Regions from separate parts of the Homo sapiens genome. Here region 1 is linked to region 2. A link is a loop called in an ENCODE intact Hi-C map of the cell type or tissue named here. Cell type or tissue: Calu3. All regions are shown on one strand. Each heading gives the region's core, and the rest is flanking DNA. Links, peaks and the distances in the headings are about the cores only. Region 1 has its middle 31 kb from the start of STK39. Region 2 has its middle 89 kb from the start of STK39.

Region 1 (2,921 bases), core at 292-2,791, 58 kb before region 2:
AACTTAAGATTATTTATATTGCTCAAGCCCATCTACTACAACAATGCTTCTTTTAGCACTTAAAAATCACCCAGAGTGCTTATTAGAACACAGGTTCCTGTCCCCTCATCTCCTGAAATTCTTGTTCATTAGGTCTGGGTTGGGGCTCAAGTGCTGCGTTTCAGACAAACTTTCAGGTGATGGTGCTGCTACTGGTCTATAGACAAACTTTAAATGGCACTGTACTAATTAACAGGTGACTCACTCAAGGTGCTCTTGAGCAAGCCGACCCAGAATGTCTCTATGACTTGTCATCTAAGCCTTCCTCATCTCATTTCACCTGCTGCTCTATTCAAAAGCCTCCTATATTTCACTAAAATCCTCCGTCTTAGTGAATCCTTCCATAAAACACATAATTAGCACTTACATCATGCACATATACTTTTTTTCATTTTAATATGTTACATGGATAAAAGCCTCCTTGATCAGCAGTAGTAGGATCTTCTTGGTAGTTCTAATCACTGGTATTTAGGCAACAAGTATCAGTACCTTACGGGTACCTCAACATGCCTTCTCTTTTTCTTTCACAATAATAAAATATTTGGCTGAGTCCATGGAAGTCAGAAATAAATAGAACATTTTTGAGCCTCCATTGCAGCTAAGATTAGTTCTGTCATCAGTGGGATTTAGGAGGAGGTAGAGTATGGCACTTTCCAGGAACCTTCCTTACCAGACAGCTCCCAAACACCCATTGTCTCCCATTCTCCCTTTCCTCCATTTGGTGGCTTGGCATGAGTTACCATACCTGGCACCATAAAGTTAAGGCCACACACAAGAAGTAAGTAGAAGGAGTCCAGGTCCCTGTCACCATGGAAAGCCTTGCCATGGAAAGCTCTGGACCACCTGTCTAGAGCTCTACAAGAAAGAAGTACTCATTTCTCTCCTGTTTAGCTGATTGTTAGTTCGGGTTTTCTGTCATTTGCAGCTGAACCTAATCTTTTTTTGTTTGTCTTGTTTTGTTTTGTTTTGTTTGTTTGTTTTTGAGATGGAGTCTCACTCTGTCGCCCAGGCTGGAGAGCAGTGGCTCAATCGATCTCAGCTCACTGCAAACTCCGCTTCCCAGGTTCAAGCGATTCTCCTGTCTCAGCCTCCCGAGTAGTTGGAACTACAGGCATGCACCACCACGCCTGGCTAATTTCTTTGTATCTTTAGTAGAGACAGGGTTTCCCCATGTTGGTCAGGCTGGTCTCCAACTCCTGACCTCAAATGATCCGCCTGCCTGGGCCTTCCGAAGTGCTGGGATTACAGGCATGAGTCACCCCGCCCAGCCAGCTGAACCTAATCTTAACTAAATCAGTGGGGCAATTAGAAGAGGTATCTAAAAAGTTAAGTCTCAGCAAAGGAACCCTTTGTTCCAACCTGACGAACTCCAACAGTCTCGTTTGTGTGGTTACAGGATTGTAAACATTTAGATCCTGTCAATGCCTTAAAACATCTAATTGACCAAGACATGCTCTCATAAATCCACTAATTTAGTACATTCTGTTTCTGTTGCCACATAGTACATAATATGCTTGTGTACATAATTACATAATTAAATGCTTATAAACCCTCTGAGCAAATACATTTATGTGCTTATCATTAACCTAAAACATTTCTCTCCTGATAGGTATTACTCATCATTTCCACATCTGTTACATGATTCTTTTTAAATTTCTTCCCTTACCGTATTCCTCCCCCACCAAAAAACTAAAAGAATCATGTAGACATTTATGGCCGTATTTCTATATATTTAAGTTCAATCTCATCATGTCCTCTCTCAATTTTTTCACAATTTGTGATTATTAAATAACATATTGACCAAGAATTCATATTCAAAGGAAATGAATACTCAGTAGAGTATAATTGTGTGTGTGTGTGTGTGTGTGTGTGTGTGTGTGTGAATAAAAAAATGATAGACTTCAGGTTACGATTTGATCAGAAGCTTTGAAAAGAGAATAATCTGTAGATATAAGTACTTAAGTGATAAGTTGAAATTGTTCTTACTTTTTATTTCCATTTTGGTGACCACGGAGATACTATAAGCAAAGAACACCATCAGAGATTAGCTATGGGTAGCAGTGATATTATTTGGTCTTAAATCTACATATTCTCTGTTTTTTGTTAGCATTATAATCAGTTCCTGTTTTTATGTTTCATGATAAAGGCAAGTGGATTTTTGTAATACTTAACTATTTATTATAAAGTTTTTGCTGTGTCTCCCCAGACTGGACCATTTATCCATGAAGCTTGAGTGACTAGAAGGCTTGTTAGACTTGTTCATTATAGGAAAATGTGCTTGCTCACTTGTCATTAAATGTATCAGTTGTGTGCTAAAGCCTACTCACACCAGCCTGCAAAAGCCAGTGAGGAATATATCTTCCCAACTCTGCTTTCAGTGACTTCATGTTATTTGCTTGAAATAAGCCAGAGTAGGAATATTATTGACACCACCAAAATAGGCAAATGCTAAAAATCACAGCTCTTTTCTTACCCTAGAGAGCTGGTTGTAAAATATTTACCAGCACATTACTAAAATATTTGTTTTAAGAAATTTAATCTGCTCACTTAAGTTGTAAATGAACTCACTAAATTTGTGTTAATTAATTTACCGTTCTATCTACTATGTATTTCTTATTAAGCATGGAACATTTTGATTCACTCTTATACATATGGAAAAATTGAACTCTGGCAGAGTTTATTCAAAAATTTGTCTTTGTACTTATACTTGCTTTTTCAGTTTCTCTCTTTTCTTATTTAATTTTTGTCCACTCGATATATAAAAACAGATGGAGGTATGTTTAAATATTCCCACTAATGGTTTTGTCAGTTTCATATTTTAAAGTTATATCATTTAGCTTATAGAAATTAATACTGTATTTCTGTTGTGTATTCTACCCTTA
Region 2 (2,921 bases), core at 186-2,685:
TGACAAGTAAGACTCTGTCTCAAAATAAATAAATAGATAAATTTTTAAAAAGCATATTTTAGCTACTGTGATAAAGTATAGTTATATCACAATCAGTGATCTATAAAGGGTTTCCTTGAAATTGAGTTGATTCAACCAAGTTAATGAAGTTCTTATAGTGTCTTTTACTCTACTAGGTCATGTGATGAACATCTAAAAAGTTAATGTATATACAGCCTGACTTTGTGAATCTTCTAGTCTCGTAAACACAGTAATATTTGCTTACTTGAAACAACTAGGTAGTAGTGCTTGGTGGGAAAGGTACATTCACGTGAAAATCCAGGAGAATTACCCCTAAGTCTCCAGAGTCTTCATGCTGGAAATAAATAATTCCCTAAGTGTGAGATATGCATGATTTCATTTCTTTTTCTAAGGAGTTCTAATGTTTTAAATGTGGCAAGCTCCTTGCTGTATTTTCAACTTGGTTTGTAACAAAACAAGGACAAGCGAAACAAAACAAAAACCAAACTCTTCACAGAACTGGCATGTATTGGATCTGGAATCTCGGACTGGCTAATTTTATATTACTTTTAAATGTTATTAGACTTGTGTCTTGCTGTAATTAAACATTTTATGAAAACGAGTATAGTAGATTAGTAAACAAAATAATCCAGGCTGGCTGCACAAAAACTTTTATTTTTTCTTAGTTCCATTTAATACTGTGAACTAAACTAGTCTTTCTCCCTTCCTGCTCTTCATATAAATAACTTGATCCCTTGAGATCTCAGTGGCCTGCACTTCTCTGTTTCATGTCTCACACACTGCTGAGACTTTCAGAAGCAAGGAGATGCTCAGAGAGGACAAAAGAAACTTGGATTTTGGTAACAAAATCACATTCAACTTTGTAACATATGAACTCTACGTTGTGAAGGATATAAAAAGACTAAGTATAATTGTTGCCTTCAATACACTAGTAATTTAAAAGAATTAGTAGTAATATATAAATATTCCAAGTCTTATAAATATGATTGATTGATTGATTGATTTTGAGACAGAGTCTTGCTCTGTCCCCCAAGCTGGAGTGCAATGGCGTGATCTCGGCTCCCTGCAACCTCCCCCTCCGGGGTTCAAGCGATTCTCCTGCCTCAGCCTCCTGAGTAGCTGGTATTACAGGTGCCCGCCACTATAACCTGGCTAATTTATTTTAATAAGCTTATTGGAACTCACAGATCTTAATATTGTTCCCCTAATCTTTATACAGTGCCCCATGCCTGTACGCTCTCTGCCTCCCTCCTCCTCCTCACTCCAAGCTGGCATCCTGATTGGTTCTACCTTGAGCTGAGCTCAGTCTCTAACAGTTCCTCACCTGCATGGCCAGGAAGTGCAGCAACTGGCTTAGCCCCACCTTCTGGCCGGCTTGTGTTAACTGCATATCCAGAGTCTGAGGAAATGCGAGTGCCAGGTAACCTTGAGTCATCTTTTTAGCTTTTTCCTCCTTAGTGGTCGGCCTGAGAATTTACCTAAAAGACCAATCTCCCGTTAGGTCTATAGAGCTTCCTGAACCTCACCAGCCTTATCAAAGCAGGATTGGGCTTGGATTCCTGTCTCTTGCCAGTTAACCCCTGTTTCAATTATCTATTGCTACATAACCTACTGCCCCCAAATGCAGTGGCTTCAGATGGTTTCTTCACTCGCATGTCCATTACCTTGGTGTCCCTTGGCTCCTCTCCCTCTCACTCTCTCAACCTAGGCTCACCCTTCAGCACCTAGTCACAGCTTGGTCTTATGCATGAAGGTCTCAGAGTAGGTGGATTTATTGCATGGTCCCTGGCTTCTTCAGAGAATGTTCTAAGAGACAGAATTTGGAAGTTGTGAGTCTTGTAAGGCCTGGGCTCAGAAACTGACACAACATCACTTCTGAAAAATTCTATTGGTCACAGAGTCTGCCCCAGTTTCAAGGGGAGGGGACAAAGACTCCATCTCTTCATGGGAGGATTGTCAGAGTTTCAGGCTATCTCTAATGTGCAATTACCCCTTTTCCTAAAGTCCCTGTGACTTCAACCACTGGTCAGAGTCCTGCTGTGGTTGACTGAATCATTAGGAGCAACTTGATGGAGCTGAACCTGATCCATTTGTGTTCATGCCGCAGCATCTACCAGATCATGCGCCAGTGCCGATGACTTCTGAACCCTTTCTCATGAGCTTCTGCTTTTGGGTCCTGAGCTTGGCCTTCACAAATGCCCTTCCTGGGAGCAGCATCTGTGACCAGCTGTAGTAGTCAGGGTTCTCCAGAGAAAAAGAACCAATTATGTGTGTGTGTGTGTATTTGTATGTATATTATGATAATTACTATTATAAAGAATTGGCTCATGTGATTATGGAGGCAGTCAAGTCTCAAGATCTGCATGGCAGGTCCACTAGAAACCCAGGAGAGCTGATGGTCTAGTTCCAGTCCACATCTGAAGGCCTGAGAATCAGGACAGTAGATGGTGGACTTTCTGTCAAAGGCCAGCAGGCTTGAGAGTCCAGAAGAGCTAATGTTTCTGTTCAAGTCCAAAGGCAGGAAAAAAGCTGATGTCCTGGTTGAAATGGACTCAGGCAGAAGGATTTCTCTCTTACTCAGGGCAGGGTCAGCCTTCTGTTCTATTCAAACCATCACCTGATTGTAAGAAGCCATCTTAGGGAAGGCAACCTGCTTTATTCTCTCTTCTGATTTAATCTCATCTCAAAACACCCTCACAGAAATACCTAGAATTGTATTTGACAAAGTATCTGGGCACACTGTGGCCCAGTCACATTGACACATAAAATTTACCATCACCAGTTCAGTTTCCCCAGCCCTGCATCCTTTCAAGAATTTCAAGAATTCTTTCCTCGCCTCACTCTCTCATGACAAAGCCTACTCCATAACAAGAGCTGCAGTGTCTGAGTTCTAAGAGAGC

Evidence for each region. Peaks named below come from ENCODE experiments on the same cell type or tissue, not always from the same donor. Only the 100,000 strongest peaks of a DNase experiment are listed, where the experiment ranks them.
Region 1: a loop joins it to region 2, with 3 times the contacts of the local background. A loop is called at or near these places in 2 of 110 quality-filtered maps.

The regions. Positions count from the first base shown.
Region 1 is chr2:168,277,214-168,280,134 of GRCh38, forward strand. No RefSeq gene overlaps it. Among named protein-coding and RNA genes, the nearest start is that of STK39, 31 kb to the left of the region's middle. In Calu3, for the core only: no CTCF peak of the experiment used is centred there; a DNase peak (open chromatin) is centred at 1,298.
Region 2 is chr2:168,335,621-168,338,541 of GRCh38, forward strand. No RefSeq gene overlaps it. Among named protein-coding and RNA genes, the nearest start is that of STK39, 89 kb to the left of the region's middle. In Calu3, for the core only: a CTCF peak has its summit at 1,384 (motif pointing left); a DNase peak (open chromatin) is centred at 1,361.